2 separate regions of the Mus musculus genome follow, and region 2 is linked to region 1. Evidence: chromatin loops called from intact Hi-C (ENCODE). Cell type or tissue: heart. All regions are shown on one strand. Each heading gives the region's core, and the rest is flanking DNA. Links, peaks and the distances in the headings are about the cores only.

Region 1 (8,203 bases), core at 1,922-6,921:
AAATGATCACTTTGCTGTCTCGAGTATACTGAATTTTAAAAATAAATTAACTGTCGAACCAGACAGCTTCCAGGGGTTTATGGAGTGATCTCTTTCTCCAAACTGTTCCAAAAACAGATGTGGAAGTGTTTAGCTTAATTCCCCTCCCAGTTCTCCACGAAGAATTCCTACATGTCTCTAGTGACATCAGAGGAGATGGGCGGACAAAATTCCCACCTGCTTTCTGGGAGATTTGTGTTTTAGGCTTCTCACTGTGCTCAGTAACGCCACAAAACTGATTTGCACTTGAGTTTTTGTGTCTTTTAGAAAGCTTTGTAATCCAGACATGGTGGCTCAAGCCTTTAATATCAGCACTTGGGAAGCAGAGACAGACCCATCTCTTGAGTCTGAGGCCAATCTGGCCTACATAGGAAGTTCCAAGCCAGCCAGCCCTACATAGTAGGCCACTATCTAAAGAAATAAAAAAGAAAAGCGTCCTGAAATTTCAAAGTCCCTATATTTTAATCAATATAAAATACACCTAAAGTCTACCTCTGGGCTCCACATGCACACATAGAATAAAACACAAACACACACACAAACACAAACTTGTTCTTCTGGTCTCAGTGAAACTCTGTTCTTTTAACCAATTTGCTACCTTTTACACTTACACCAGGTTCTATTTTTAAGTTTCAGAACACGGGTTCTCAACCTTCCTAATGCTGTGACCGCTTAATGCAGTCCATGTTGTGGTGACCTCCAACCATAACATTATTTCTGTTGCTACCTCATAGCTGTAATTTTGCTACCATTATGAATCATAATGTAAATATCGGATATGTAGGATATGAGATATGTGACCCCTGTGAAAGGGTCCTTCCACCCCCAAAAAGGTCATGGCCCGGATTGTGATTCACTGTTTTAGAACTGATGGAGATAGTAAATAACTTGTGTCAACTATATCATAATATCATATTATCCCCCATAAATTATTCTAAAAACATGAATATACTCTTTTCATTCCATGGACGCATTCACAGATTGATAATATTTGAGGAAAACTTTTGGCTATGTACTGACCATATATGCACTGTCTTTGCTATTATCCCCTGAACAGTACAACCTAATGACTGTTTCCATACCGTTTATATAAGTAATCTAGAGCTAAGTTAGAGATGAGTGGCCTGACGGATGGGGCTGGATTGTATGCTTTTTGTATAAGAGAGTTGAGCATCTGCAGATTTGGGTATTCCCCCAAGCTCCGAGAACCAGCCCTACATAGTGAAGGACAACTGTATCTATTTTGTTATTCCAATTGTTATTTTCCACTTTAACTACATCCCCACCTAACTTTACAAGTAACATTTTCAGCCATTCCCTGTAGAGATCGTGGCATGGTGGCACGACATTATAGTTTCTCACCGCACCTGAAGGTTACCATTTTGTCTAGTCTGTCTATTCAGGCTGTTCCATGGATTCAGTGGCTCCGCCCGCCTCTTGGCCTCTAGGATTACAGGCAGCCAAGCAACTTTGTACCTACCTTCTGGAGATCTGGTCCTCCTGCTTACGGCACAAGCGATTTACCCAGTGAGCCATCTTCCTAACCCTCATTTCATGCATTTTGAATGTAAAGGACTATTCTGAATAGGGGCAGTCTTGGTAGAGGAAGGGAAGCAAAGGAAAATTTCTGTTGAAGGAACTAGTGGGAAATGTATATGCATAAACCACATTCAAGAAAACAAAAAGTTCCTTGTACTCTGGAACTGCACGGAAAACAAACACTTTGCATCCAGGTGTTAGAAGAGTTTGCCTGGCCACTCTATAGCTCAGTTCATGACGGTATGTTCCATAGTTGAGCCCTGTTTCATTAAACCAACAAGTCTCAGTTCACTGCAGGGAAAAATTGCAATCAAGGCCAAATCCAGCTCCCATAATACATACTCTAAAACCTGTTTTCTAAGCCCACCTGCCAGAAGTTGAACAGTAGTCACAAGGTGAGCACTCCTGTCTTTGTATTTCCAATCCTCCTGGGTCCCCAACTGCCCCATTAGCACTGATGGTTTCCGGAGAGTTTAGCTGGAATTGTGCTCGAATCCCACATCTCTTGGGCTGCTGTGTACAGGTCCATCTAGAGCTGAAATACCTTCAGTCTGGTACCTCCCATCATCTTCCACTTCCCTTCTTAGCCCTTCAGCTGCCTTCGGCCCTGGTAACCCCAGTCTTCTTGGTCCCTTCTCTAGATCCTATGCTGCCAGATGATCTCAGTTAGATAGGTATAAGGAAAGCCAGCTCATGGGATGAATTCACACTGTGTGGTGAACGACCTATAACCATTCCCCAGCCCAAATGAGTACATCGTGGGTGGACAAACACACCCTTCTCCCTGGTCCCTGCAAAGGGCAGGCAGCTGGGAGAGGATGGCTGCTGTATTTTTTGATGAGGTGTTTTTAGCAAAAGGGGGCATGTCCTAAAATACAGCCTTGAAGTACTGGGCTCTGACTTAGAAAACCTATTATCAAGTACATTCTGCTCTCCTCCTAATCTCTAGCCTTTCCCTTCTCCCTCAGAGCTATGGGACCTTGAGCATAGTTTGCACTGACTTTCATTAAAGTTCTTTTTTTCTGAGTCCAGAGGTATGTCGTCATGTGCATAGGCATCTTCATTTATTGCTTCTGTCACATGGCAATCTGTTGCTGGCTAGAGGAAATGGGTTCTGCATTGTCCAAGTTTGAAGTTTTGTACTAAGTGATTGCTGAAACAGTGGTGTCAGCAAACCCTTTCTTTCAAACTGAAAAAGAGCAATAGAACTTGAAAAGTGGGTGTGGAACAAGAAGATAGTCTGAAGTGATTGCCTGGCTTTTTTCTTGGAGAATGTAGGCATTTGGTAACTTTATTTGGATTATTCATGAGAAAAGGGAAGAGGAGGGGGAATTACACAAAGGATGCTTGGGAAAGGGAGAGGAAATGGACAGATTAACTCCCGGACCAGAACAGCTTTCGACTGGAGCCTCAGTTTGGGGATTGAGAACAAAAATGGGATGAAAGAATTGTTTCCTCGGCCTATTCCAGGAACTACTTAATGAAAAGGATTTTGTTCAAGACAGATAGCCCCAAGTAGTGAGATCATGTTAAATAAAGGAAAGGGAACTAAGGGGAGACAGGAATGGAGAAAGGAAGGAAGGAAGGAAGGAAGGAAGGAAGGAAGGAAGGGAGGGAGGGAGGGAGGGAGGGAGGGAGGGAGGGAGGGAGGGAGGGAGGGAGGGAGGGAGGAAGGGATGAGAGACAGAAAGCTAGTCTAAAGCATCTTTAGCACAGAATGGTTTCTTTAGTAACAGACAAAATGACAGTGATGGGGGTTATTCTCTGTCTCTGTCTCTCTCTGTTTATATGTGTGTCTCTGTGTGTCTCTATCTCTCTGTCTCTGTGTGTGTGTTGCTGCTGCTGCTGCATTTCTATTGTTGCTTTTGTGAGAAAATAAAATAAAATCAGCCCCATTAGCAACAATTCAGAACAAAGACAGAGTACAGAAAAGTCTCCTTTGGCTTCTTTTTATATCACACCCCCCCCAACACTACAGAGAGAATGAACAGTCATTGAGAAGAAAAGAAAGATAGCAAGAGCCAGCAAGCAAGTGGTACCCACCAGAAACCCAGCATTCCAATCCAGGCCAGTGCACTCACTCCTTGTGGGCCTCCACACGGTTTTTCCCTTTGAAAACTCTGCATATCTGTCCAGAGCAAAGGCAGAGAAAGGGCTGCCTGTTTACAAATGGGAAAGAGTAATGTCTTAGGGGAGCATCTTAGCCTGATGCTATGAATATAGTAGGCACTCAATAAATATTTTTCAAAGGATGAAATCATCTATATGGGGAATACTTAGCAGGGAACAAAAGCTAATCTCTACACTATGTACATGTATTTCCTTCCAATGTTTAGGTACTTTCCGTTTGATTCATGTGCTTTTCCATGTTTAAAATGAAAGCTGAATTATTATCTCGTGATGTTATTCTCCTTTCTCCCCTTGTTGCCTTCGTCTGCAGCCATGTTTTAGACACTTATTCTTAGTTTTATTCTTTTCTCCCTGCCACTCTCTCTACCACTCTTTTGAAAGGCAAAAGGCAAAAAGAACCCAAAAGGTAGCAAGTGTAACAGTATCGAGACAAAGAATGTAGGAGCTAGTTAGTCAATCTACACAGAAAGAAAGCATAAACAAAATGCTTCCTTTTTAATGTAGGCCTTCTTTTAAGTAGTTTATATGTGATACACATTTAAAATGTAAAAAGTACTGAGAAGAGAGAAACTTCCATGTGAGGCAGAAGTGAATTTCAATTTCATTGCAGGAGCTTGCATATTAAAGATAACTAGCATGGCCAGTTGGGACTTTATTTATTTATTTATTTATTTATTTATTTATTTATTTATTTGGTCAGGCTTTGGATGAAATCCATGCCATCCCATATTCTAGGTTAGTGTTCTACCTCTGAGCAACATGGGCCTGGAATGGTGGCATATGGCTTCTTTAAGTTGGCCTTCTCATACTGTTTTGGTATAAAACACATATTGTTCCCTCATGTGGAGAATGAGACTCTGCACTGATCAGGGTTGTTATCCCATTTTGTGTAAGGCTAGCAAAAAAAAAAAAAATCCAAATGAAACAGTTTCCGTATTAAACATTAAATCAAAGAAAAATACAGTTTAAACTAGTAACCTAATCTGCCTTAATGGTGTAATGTTCTCACATATATTATCCCAATGAGTCCTTCAATATGACCTACTTTCTTAGCAAACAAATTGAATTTTAAAACCTAAGAAAAAGCCTGATGAAATGTTTCAGTGGATAAAGGCTCTTGCTGGCAAGCCTGACGACCTGAGTTCAAGTCCTAGAATCCACGTGGTAGAAGGAGAAACTCCTAAAGCTTGTCCTCTGCCCTCTGTCCTCTGTACACTTACCTCCCCACAATGAAGTAGAACAAACTGAGCAAACACCTTCGTACAATCAAATATAACAAGTTCTAAAAAAAAAAAAAAAAAAAAAAAAACAAACCCTAAGGAGAAATTACATTTTATCCCTGACAACAACATATTGAAATTTGGCTGAATGGCTTAGCTAAATATGACCAAATTAATTCATCTGGAACTATTATCAGTAGCATTGTAACTCATGATGACCAAAAAATTCTCTGATACATTGGGCCATGTTGTAAATCAAAGGAATTTCAGAAAGAAATAAAATCAGAGAAATTTCAGAAAGGGAGGAAAAGAGGGAGGGAGGAGGGAGGGAGCGAGGGAGGGAGGGAGGGAGGGAGGGAGGGAGGGAGGGAGAGAGGGAGGGAGGGAGGGAGGGAGAGAGAGAGAGAGAGAGAGAGAGAGAGAGAGAGAGAGAAGACAAAATAGAAAAATAAAACCAAGAGCAAATAACAAAAATAGCATTCTGAGCCTGGTGTGGTGGCTTACAGTGAAATCCCAACACTTCTGAGGTAGAGGTAGAAGGATTGTCACAGTCCAAGGCCAGAATATACAACATAGTGAGTTACAGGCCAGCCTTGGCTACAGAGTAAGACCATGTCTCAAAAAACAAACAAACAAACAAACAAACAAAAACAAAAACATAATCCCCTAATTGCACTTCTTTTAAAAACTCATAACTGAGCTAACACCTAAGGTAACTTGCCTCTTACGTTTTTGTGTGTTCTAGAATCCTTCCTGGACGCCTTCTTGTCTCCTGTGAGTCTTCACCTAACCTGCTGCAAGAATGAACCTTCGCAAGTTCCTGGGAGGCACTGTCTTAGTCGCCTTCATGCTCTTCAGCTACTCGGAGCAAAACCAAGTGAATGTGCTGTGCTCGACAGATTGGTTCATGGTCACCGTTCACCCCTTCTTGCTGAATAATGATGTGTATGTTCATTTTTACGAGGTGCACCTGGGCCTTGGTTGCCCTCCCAATCATGTTCACCCACATTTCTACCAGTTTCACTACCGCGTTACCGAATGTGGCATCCGCATCAAGGCTGTCTCTCCAGATGTCGTCATCTATAGCTCTGAGATTCACTATGCTTCCAAGGGCTCATCAACGAAATATGTGATTCCCGTGTCCTGTGCTGCCCCTCGCCGGTCCCCTTGGCTCACTAAGCCCTACTCCGCGAAAGCACCTAGCAACAACATGGGTGCGACTCCGAAGAATGATACTTCCTACCACGTGTTCACCTTGCCAGAGCCTAGCGAACAACCCAACTGCAGCTGCCCACCTTATGTCTACAATCAAAAGAGCATGTAAACCCTCCATCATGGGACAGAGTCTTTGGAGGTCCTTCTTGTGTAGTCATCTGACTGTGCAAATGTTTCTGGGGACTAGTGTGTTCACTCAGATGATCTGAGGAAACCCATATAGTGCCCAGATGTAAGGGCTTCTGAAAATTCTGTTTCTAAAAATGAATATATAGCATTTTCTACTGTCAGCCAAATAGATGCCATGATAGCTCTTTTAGGGGAATTTTGGAAAGGGTCAATTCATATATAGCTGATTGTAACTTTTTTTTTTACTATTTTTGTATCTTTTAAAACAATAATAAAATTCTGATTGGCAATAAATTATCAGTTGGATGGTTTTGCTTCATAAACATATATCTCATTTTATCTACGGAACAGGCATTAGTCTAAGTGGTTTGCTAGCATTGGTGCCTGGGTTTTTCTCTCTGGGATGGTTTCCCACCCTTTCAGGTTCCTTTACAAAGCCTTTCCCAAGGGAAATCTCTTGCTCTGTATCCACACTTCCCGTCTTCTTGTCTTCTGTTTACCACCACAAAGCTTAGCACTAAGTCTCCCTTGTTTGATGTCCAGCTGTACCATTTTTTATGTACAGAAAGGATAAGCTAGTTATCTTCAAGTCTCCGTGGTTCTGGGAAGCACACAAGTCACGTTCCAATGCTCCCATGCTAGGTTCCCAAGGCTGAACTGGATCGTAAACTTACAGTGCTTTGATAACAGCCCTCCCACCCACCCCCAACATATAAACTATCAGAAACCAGCCCAAAGTGTGGCTGTCCATTAGCTTTCTCAAAGGCTTACAGCAACAAGAGGAAGTGAATAAGTCAACAACTATTTATTATGCAGTGAAACTACATGCAGACCTGCCTCTGGACACCAAATAAATGGTAGTGAGAAGAAAGGGACTCAGAGAAATTGAGGTCGCATAGCTAGTAAGCAAATAAGTAAATAAAGATAAACTCAGATAGTGACAAATGCTATGCAGAACTTCAAACAAAGTGACATGGGAAACTGGGGAGGGAACAGGCCTCTGGGGTCTTGCCATTTGAACTATGTCTTGGATGTGAAGACTGAGATAATCTGGAAAGAAAATATTCCAGATAGTAGAGACATCTCCATTAGCCCTCTCTACAATCTTGTAAAAGAAGTGCTCTTCTCATACCCAGTTTAAAAATAAGAAAACTTTTCTTTTTGAAAGAGGTAGGAGGATTGCTACAAGTTCAGACTAATATGATCTACATGGTAAGACCACACACACACACACACACACACACACACACACACACACACACACACACGAGGATGCAGGGGAGGAGGGGAATTGAGACATGGCTGATTAAGAAAGCAGTTCATAGAAGTGGATGCTCGCAGTCAACTATTGGATGGATCACAGTGCCCCCAATGGAGGAGCTAGAGAAAGTACCCAAGGAGCTAAAGGGAACTTCAACCCTATAGGTGGAACAACATTATGAACTAACCAGTACCCCGGAGCTCTTGACTCTAGCTGCATATGTATCAAAAGATGGCCTAGTCGGCCATCACTGGAAAGAGATGCCCATTGGACAGGCAAACTTTATATGCCTCAGTACAGGGGAACGCCAGGGCCAAAAAGTGGGAGTGGGTGGGTAAGGGAGTGGGGGGGGGGTATAGGGGACATTTGGGATAGCATTGGAAATGTAGTTGAGGAAAATACGTAATAAAAAAAAAAAAAGAAAGCAGTTCATGCCAGGAGTGGTGGCGCACACCTTTAATCCCAGCACTTGGGAGGCAGAGGCAGGCAGATTTCTGAGTTTGAGGCCAGCCTGGTCTACAAAGTGAGTTCCAGGACAGCCAGGGCTATACGGAGAAACCCTGTCTCAAAAAAAAAAAAGAAAGAAAGAAAGAAAGAAAGAAAGAAAGAAAGAAAGAAAGAAAGAAAGAAAGAAGAAGAAAAGAAAGAAAGAAAGAAAGAAAGAAAGAAA
Region 2 (8,203 bases), core at 2,208-7,207, 91 kb before region 1:
ACAATTGAATGTTATAAACATGATTTACTGGTGAGGAAACAGACACGGAGGTTTAGTCATTTGGCCTAAGGTTACCCACATAGAAAGTAGTGGAGTGTAGAATTTATACCTAGGCTATCCATCCTCTTACCCACTTTTCTGTGCAGTAGATTCTGTTATCAGCTCTGTTTAGGACCCACAGCTATATTTTTCCCAATATAGACACCAAAGCCCAGACAAGACAAAGGACCTCTTTGAAGGCATAATCAGGGTTGAGACAGGTTTTGTGTCTCCCCATCTGAGGAACATTCCATTCTGGCCAGTCATCCCGGGCTCTGTGAAAAGCAGGGCTTGGAGCCTACTGCCTACACAAAAACCCAGGCACAGGAGGCTATCTAGAAATACTTTTGCTGTCAGCACTGGGTAAAGGAGGATGCAGAAACATACCCCAGCACTGGGTTGCTCGACCATATCTTGGAGGATATAAGCTTCAAGCTAGCCTCCCCCACTTCCCTCAGAGCCAGGGTAGCAGATCCACTGTGGAGGATGCCTGCTGTTGCAGGGTTTAGCTGAGGATGGTGTGTTAGAGAAGGCTCCTAACAGCAGCCAAGGGAGCAGGACATTCGGTGAGGCTTATCTGTTCCTGTCACAAAAAATGTGCTAAAGCCTCAGCAGCTCCCTCTCCAGCTCCCACTGAGACAGCCAGGAGAAGGCCCAGCCAGATGACATGCCTCCGTTCTTCTCCAAGGAGGAGGCCCTGAGCCAAACAGGCTTTTCCATTTCCAGATGCTTTTTAATTAAAATAAAGGCCACTCTGTAACCTGGCTTTGAATGGACAAAGTTTCCTCAGTAGAGTGACGGTACAAATTCACCCCTTTTTCTTTACTTTCCATTGAGCAGCCGAACGTGCGCAAGTAATAATTTATGGCTTCAGTCACACGGCAGCAAGAAGCAGGGAAGGGTTAAGTGACTTATGGAAGGTCACTCTGCCAAAGAAAGCCTCTTTTGTTCCCGAGTTAACCTAGTCTGTGTTGTACCTTTGGCTGAAGCATGGCGAGGAGGCCAGACTAGCGTCACACTCGAGCACCATGTGGTGATCTTGTCAACCTGGGAATTTACACTCTTCCTCCAGCCCCAGAAGGAATCTCATAAACTCAGAGCTTCTGTATCAGTTGCCTACTGCACTTCCCTCTTTTGAGGATACAGACGGGCAGGACGGAAAAGGCCACTTTTATTTGTATCCTGGTCAGAGAGAAACAAGATGTTTCAGGAGGCCCCATTGGGAGACGAGTGAACTTCACCAGCTTCTGTCTTGGACTTGCTTTGTCTAGAATTCCAGCACAGGAAAGGCGGAAGGGGCCAGGCGGCAGCGCAGATGGGATTTCCTTACCTTCTCCTTCTTGAATCAGAGCCAGCTCAGCTGTGAACAGAAACAATAGGGCTACCCATGGGCTCAGGACAAAGCCTGCTGATCCTGGTTCTCAGGGATGGATTGTTGTGTTCCTCGGTGAGGTCTGAGGACCCCTGCCTCAGACACATCCCCACTACAGTTCTCCACATTCTAGGTTGTTGATGATGGAGGCCTAAGACATTATTAGGGTTTGTCTGAAGTTCCTGGGCTAAAAAAACGAGGACAACAAACATTCTTTACCTGATCCCTGCATCCCCCTCAAATATACACAAAACCCTGTCCAGTGGGTCTTGGGAGCAGAGTTTTTGCCCAGATCTTTTTTTTTTCTATTATGCTGGAAATTCTGTCGTGTTCATGTTTCTAGCAGTAAAAACAGAAAGAGAAGAGTATGAGAAGCCAATGCAGGAAGTCATCATCTGTTTTTTCTCCAATGCAACCAAATAGTTCCTTCTATAACCAAAGCATTCAGTGGGGTCTGTCCTAGGCACATCTAGGCAAAACCAATAGAAGCAGTAGGCAAGGGTTGAACCCAGTCAGTCGCTGGCTGAGAGGCGGCCACTTTTATGTTTTTTTGTAGCTCTGAATTACCCATTTCTGTGGGCCACACAAGCTTGTGGGTCGCGGCGGATGCAATTGAGGTTATGGGATGAGTGCTGGAAGAAGCAAGTCTGGTTTGTCTTGAGGTCCTTCTCACTTTGGCCTTCCTTTTTGCCTGTGTGGTTTTCTTGTTGGGGTTTGTGAGAGACACACACTACCATCACTCACTTTCCAACCTTCCATGGCATTCGTTTTTAATACAAATTTTTGAAAATTATAATTAGATCATTTCCCTTCTCTTCTGCTCTCAAATTCCTCCAATGTATCCTCTACCCTCTCTCACTCTCTCTCTCTCTCTCGGATTCATGACCTTTTTTCTTTGTGTTATGTTTATATGCATATATACATGTATATATTGTATGTGTATACATACAATCTGTTCAATTTGTGTAATGTTACCTGTATGTATATTATTCCATTGCATTCTTGAATAACATTATGGATTATGTTTACTAGGCTTGGCAAAGATAAATAGTAGCCCCTTAGGTCTGTTTCAAATTTCCCAAGAGGCTCTGAAGCCTGAGGCTAAGAAATAGATTTTTGAATATTTAGAATATTTTATACATTTTATCCCAAAGATAGAATCACTGGGGGAATATTGTCCCTTTGGGTTACTTTAGGGTCTTCCCATGGCCATTAAATTTGTGAAACGTCACAAAAGGTCTATATTGTAAGTGGCTCTCAAGTCAGATATTGGACCAAGATTTTGATGTCTAAGGCAAAAATGTCTTGTGTTTCATTCCACGAGGAGTTGAAATCATACCCAACAGATGTGTAGCTCCATAAAAGTAAAGGATAGAAGTCACCTATTCATCATTTTCCTTTCATCTCTAGGAGAGTTAGAGATTGTATGGACAATGTTCCCAGACCCTGCATTGGATTATAGTGACATTTTCTCCTCATTAATAGGGAAATAGAGACAAATGAAGAACATTGGGTGACTGGTTCACAGGACCCAAGTCTGTTTGATTGATTCTCTCTGGGTTCTCATTGTGGAATTAAGATATTCTTCCCTCCACACATGCATAGCAAAAGGTAGTGTATGCAAATTTAATTGGATAAATAGTGTCAAGCTCTACCATCCAAAATCTGACTAATAATTTGACACTATCAGTGAATGTCTTTCCTCTGCTAGGAAGGCTACCTTAGAGGAGAGAATTTAGAAGCCAGGGTGGGCTCTGCATTCTATGCCACTCTTGTTTGGGATCAGTTGGTCCACTAAACTCCCTTTGCAATGTTTAATTTGGGGACCTACAATGATGCTTCACATGAAGGTAGTGAACCTTATTGTGCTCTGTTTGTTGTTTGGTTGCTTGTTTGGATTCTATTTATTGGGTGAGGGTAGTACTTGGGTGTGTGCCATGGCACACACTATGGTGGTCAGAGCATAATGTGTAAGGGTTGGTTCCTTCTTTCTACCTCGTGGATCCCAGAGATCAAATTTAGGTCATCAGGCTTGCTGGCAAATGCTTTCATGTACTAAGCTATCTCACTGGCCCCCTTTGGTGTTCAACTAGTGTCTCACTCTGTAGCCCAGCTAGCCTGGAACTCACCCTGTAGCCCAGGCTGCCCTCAAACTCATGACACTTCTCCTTCCTCAGCCTCCTGAGTGCTAGGAATATAGAGGTGAGCTACCCTACCCAACTATACGACAAAATTTTTAGCTGGAAAAAAAAAAGTGGCCACAGAAGGATGGATAATTTTCTTTCTCACTCTAGTCACAAAAATGTACTGACCTTTTCGTTCCCACCATCCCCCTTCCTTCATCTCTCCCTTCCCTTACTCTTATTTTTTCTTTCTCTCTTAAAAAAAAAAAAGTTGCCCCACAGAGACTCACTCACACACCTTTTCCGTGGTCAGCACAGAGAGGATTCCCCAAAAAGGTGGTTTCAACTTAAACAGACAGACATGGTGAGACCCTTTCAAGGCTTACACAAAGACTGTGGCTCTCACTGTGGCCCTCGGAAAACCAGAGTATAGCTGAAGGAGCCTCCAAAATGATAAGACTCCAGGGCACGGGGTGGGAGGATGGGGAGACAAAGCAGAGCAGTTCTACATCTACTAATGAGGAACAGCACACCAGCTTCAGTCTCTGAAGTCTCAAGTCTGGCCTCCATCCTCATTCCCGGCAGTTGCTTGTTACAGAGCACTCTACAGCAGCTACTTCAGCACAACCAGCAACTAGCCCCTTGGCTGTTTGCTGCTATAACATGAATCGTTTGTTTGTTTGTCCCAAGTGAAGAACTTATGAATGAGTTTCTTCCCTTCCTCACAATCATGACTTTTCCCCTTGAGGTTTTCATTTAGGAAGGCTGTATTGTTGGGAGTATAGGGATTTAGTTAAGTAGCTGGTCTGGCAAGTAGCACCAACCTATAACTGAGCAAGAGTACTGAGTACTGACTGGCTTTAGTACAGCCACGGCAGCTGCTCCAAAGACACCATGTGACCTGTAAATAGAAGGGAAGCATAAGTGAGAACTTGGGACTCTGATGCCTCTGCAAACCTTGTCAGTTAAGGTCCTGGGGCAACCTAGACACTCCCTGTCTACCCCTCTGTTCTCCATAGTGATCATATAGTATAAGTCGGAGGGATATGTCCTCAAGATCTTCAGTGATTCTTGAACCTGCACTCTGAAGTCACCTCAACACATGACTGTCCGTCCTGTCCTTGTGCCCCTTCAATTGTAGGATCGCCTCTATTGGAAAGGATTGCATAAGTTTGAATGTTCCAACTGAGTAAGCTTTTCTTTTCATGTATTCAGGAAATTCTGTTCCATTTATTGAGCCTATACTCTTTGGTAAGCACTGTATTACATGTGGAGGATATAGCAGTGGATATAACAAACAGGTTCATAGTCTGATAAGAAGGCAGATAAGGCATAACCATGACTCCTACTGCAAGCTACATCACTCTTACTCATACGTTGGTTATGCTCTAAATTCGACCTAGTGACTCAACCCAGTTTTGTTTACTATCTGAAGTCAGGGCAGACCGCTTTTATTCTGAAACCACTTTTGCTTTCTGCTCCACTGGCTACATTATGTATTGACATACACCAGAGACCTCCCTAATCCCTACCCCCACATCTTTTTCTTTTACTTGTCTATCGCTAAACCAGTTTTCTGCTATACTGTTTGTATAATTGATTTTTCTGGCCAAAGTGCTACATGTCACACTGATCTCTGTTACCTTTTATTTTCCTTAAACACTCTTGTCATTCTATGCTGTTTCGCTGCTTTTCAGTTCACCAGGATGGAAAGCACTTGGCAAAACAACTTTTAACTTTGGGCTATCGTAGGCAAAACCAGGAGGTCTGGCAAACTCAGACCTCAGCCTGTTGTAGGAGTGTCTTTCTGTAGGGTTAAATCCATTTCTAAGAAATAAGGAGACTGGGTGGTCATTATGCTTGCTGAGAACTGCTAAGCACACAGACCCCAGGCTTCACACAAAGATGTGAAACTGCCAGCCCTGAGCTGGGGCAGAGCTTGCAAACTTTGAAATGCGCTAATGCCCTCAGGTGATAATGACAGGGAAGGGAGTCTGGATGCCAGAGCCCCAAGACAACAGGGAAGGATGGAAAGGACTCCTGTTTCTGGCCCAAGTGCTAAGAGCTGTGACATCCTTGTCTTGTTTACATGGCAGGACTGGGGACTAAGCTGTGACTTAGTTCCATTGGGTCAGAAAAGAACAGTCAACACAAACTGCTTCAGAGATGCCAGGCCACCGAAGGCAGGGAGATTTGGTGATCTACTCAGAACCTGGAGTTCATTGACACTGAACTCAGCTAAGCAAGCTGAAGGGCTTTGCTGAGTTCAACGGCCCTGACCTCCTCCATCTCTACCCTTGTACCCAGCCAGCCCACCACCTTCTTAACGTTTTGTTCTCCAAATAGGAGTGCAAGATTGGCTGCCTGACTGCTAATCAGTCTTGGAAGTGGCATGCTATGAAGTCTGCAAACATTTTCTGCAAACATTGGCCCAGAAGAGCAGAGCTGTTGATTTCTGGGAGCCAAGAGGCTGGAGCTGGGAGGGGGTTCACTAGGCATTCCTCAGGCGTGAGGCGGCTGCTTTCCCTTGCCTGCTGGATCTCTGCAGGGAGGTTACCAGGGAACCACTGTATGAAGAACAGTCCCCAAATTAGAATAGGACCACCCAGGGGAGTTGGGCATTGCAGAACCATTTTTTCAGGTGAACACTCAAGGTTGGCTGAAGGCTCCCAGATGACAGGAGCTGGGCCATTGGTGCTTGTTGTTAAAAAGAACAACCAAAAAAAAACCTTTCATCTGCCATCCAGCCCAACTTTGCTTACACACGTGTTTTCCAGAAACAGACAAGAATGTGTTTCCCAAGGTGGGGGTGGGGTGGTGAGGCTGCCGTGACAGTTACATTAGCCGGATGCAGAGCCATCCCCACCACCGGCATTTCCTGCACTTGGGTGCCGCCTCCTGTGAACCCATGCCAAGCCACTATCATGATCCAGGGCATACCCCAAGGCCAAGAACAGGCTGGCCTGACTCAGAGGAGAAGGAGAGGCTTTAGGGAGAGTAGCTAGGCTGCTAAGGCCCCTTTTGTAGCCAATGGCCACCCACAGTTCCAGGTCTTTTCTTCTACCTCCTAGCATCTCCAGCTCTAACCCTGCTAGATTAGTACTCCTACCCCCCCCCAGCCCCCGTTTTCCTATGTCAATCAGTTTCCTCTCTGTCAAGGTACATATTGCTCTGTCTGTCTCCAATGCTCATTCTCCCATATATCCCCATTGCTGGTCCCTACTTTATCCTTCAGATTTCCCTCTGAAAGTCTTCCTTAATACCTCCTGTTGGATCTAGGCTTTCTCTACTGTGAGGGCACAAAATACAGTGTTTTCTCCAAGCATGGCATTTCTCGCAAGTGAGGTCTGCAGCTTTTGCTTCTGTCCAACTTTCCAATGCATGAAGCAAGCGTCCACATCCTTAATGCGTGTCACCTCTTAGGCTGAACAACCCTGTAGCATTCTTGATAACTTGATTTTATCCATGACAGAACTGAGAAATTGAGATGTAGAGTACCTTGCCCAACATCACAGTGCTGGAGAGCGCTGCGGCCAGGAGTTCAACCTAAGCTCGGGAATCAATTGTACTAGAAAATGGACTCATTGCAGTAAGATAAGTCGAATCATCCCTAAGTGATCATAGCAGGCATTGTGGAAATGCTGATATTACAGTGGAACCCTGAGAGACCACTAAACTCATGAAAGAAGAGCCCTAAAGATGAGAAAGACCAAGAAAAGAGGTAGCCTCTAAAATCACTCTCCTGCCTACTCTTGGGAACAAATTTCGGGGTGTGAATCTCTGAGGCTCAGCTGCCTCCTCTTCCTCCTTCTGGCTGGAGAACACTGATGTCTGAAACATGGCCTAGGTCTCTTTAGGAGGGTCTCTCTGGGGAACTATTTGCCAAGGCCTGACCCATTTCCACCAGGCTATCCTGCACTGCTGCCATCCAGTGCAAACAGGGCGACTCATTTGGTTTTGCTTAAAACCAGCAATGTGCTTTCTGCTCACTGAGGAAAGTAGAAGGGGTAAGGAGGGGCTTGCTTCTGCTTTGTTTGAAAGGCACTTGGTCCATCCTGCCCCAATCCCAGGGTGACTGAGACGAACCAGAAGGAAAACAAACAAACAAACAAAAACAACCCACTTACCTTGTCTCAGAAGCCTCTGCCTCCAGCCTTGAAGCTGAGGCTTTGTCTGTGTGGAATTCTGGTAGGGAAATGTGAGCTGGCAGTTAGGACCAGCTAGAAACCTGTCACCTCTCCTTCCCGTGGCCTTTTTGGTAAAAAACTGAGACATCCCTGGGGAGAAGGAAATCAAAACAGAACATGATACCCAGAATCCAGAGCGATGAATTGTGCCTGACATCCACTGCCAGAGTAGCTTCTAGTGTGAGGACTGGAGGGGACTTGCCACGCCAGTATCTTAGCCCCACTGCTCAGTGGTTATAAGGCTTTAGGTGGCTTGCCTGAAAAGTGAAGATAAAAAGACAGAAAACAGCTCCTAGCAATGTTGTCCTAACTCTTAATTCTTACATCGACTAGAGCTCACAGCCTTCGGTGCTTTTTTGTTTCCTTATCAATTTAATAGTCTCTAAGAGATGGGGTAGGGCATGATCCAGAGGGTCTCTTCCAGCTCTCATTTTCCACAACAGCATCCCTTTCTGACACAGATGCAATTTAAACTTTGTTAC

The links. Peaks named below come from ENCODE experiments on the same cell type or tissue, not always from the same donor. Only the 100,000 strongest peaks of a DNase experiment are listed, where the experiment ranks them.
Region 2: it touches region 1 in a loop (2.6-fold over the local background); 2 of 42 quality-filtered maps call a loop at or near these places.

Annotation. Positions count from the first base shown.
Region 1 is chrX:53,068,359-53,076,561 of GRCm38, reverse strand. Plac1 (placental specific protein 1) reads left to right here. Exons shown (of 3, transcript NM_019538.5): 3 at 5,674-6,566. The coding sequence starts at 5,731. The coding sequence ends at 6,252. All of the region lies in intron 1 of Gm35988 (a long non-coding RNA gene), which reads right to left. Among named protein-coding and RNA genes, the nearest start is that of Gm35988, 8.6 kb to the right of the region's middle. In heart, for the core only: no CTCF peak of the experiment used is centred there; no DNase peak of the experiment used is centred there.
Region 2 is chrX:53,159,533-53,167,735 of GRCm38, reverse strand. Gm35988 (a long non-coding RNA gene) reads right to left here. Exons shown (of 4, transcript XR_882310.2): 3 at 7,662-7,811; 4 at 8-4,435. It also overlaps a transcript of Plac1 not described here. Among named protein-coding and RNA genes, the nearest start is that of Plac1, 49 kb to the right of the region's middle. In heart, for the core only: no CTCF peak of the experiment used is centred there; no DNase peak of the experiment used is centred there; H3K27ac peaks cover 1,894 bases.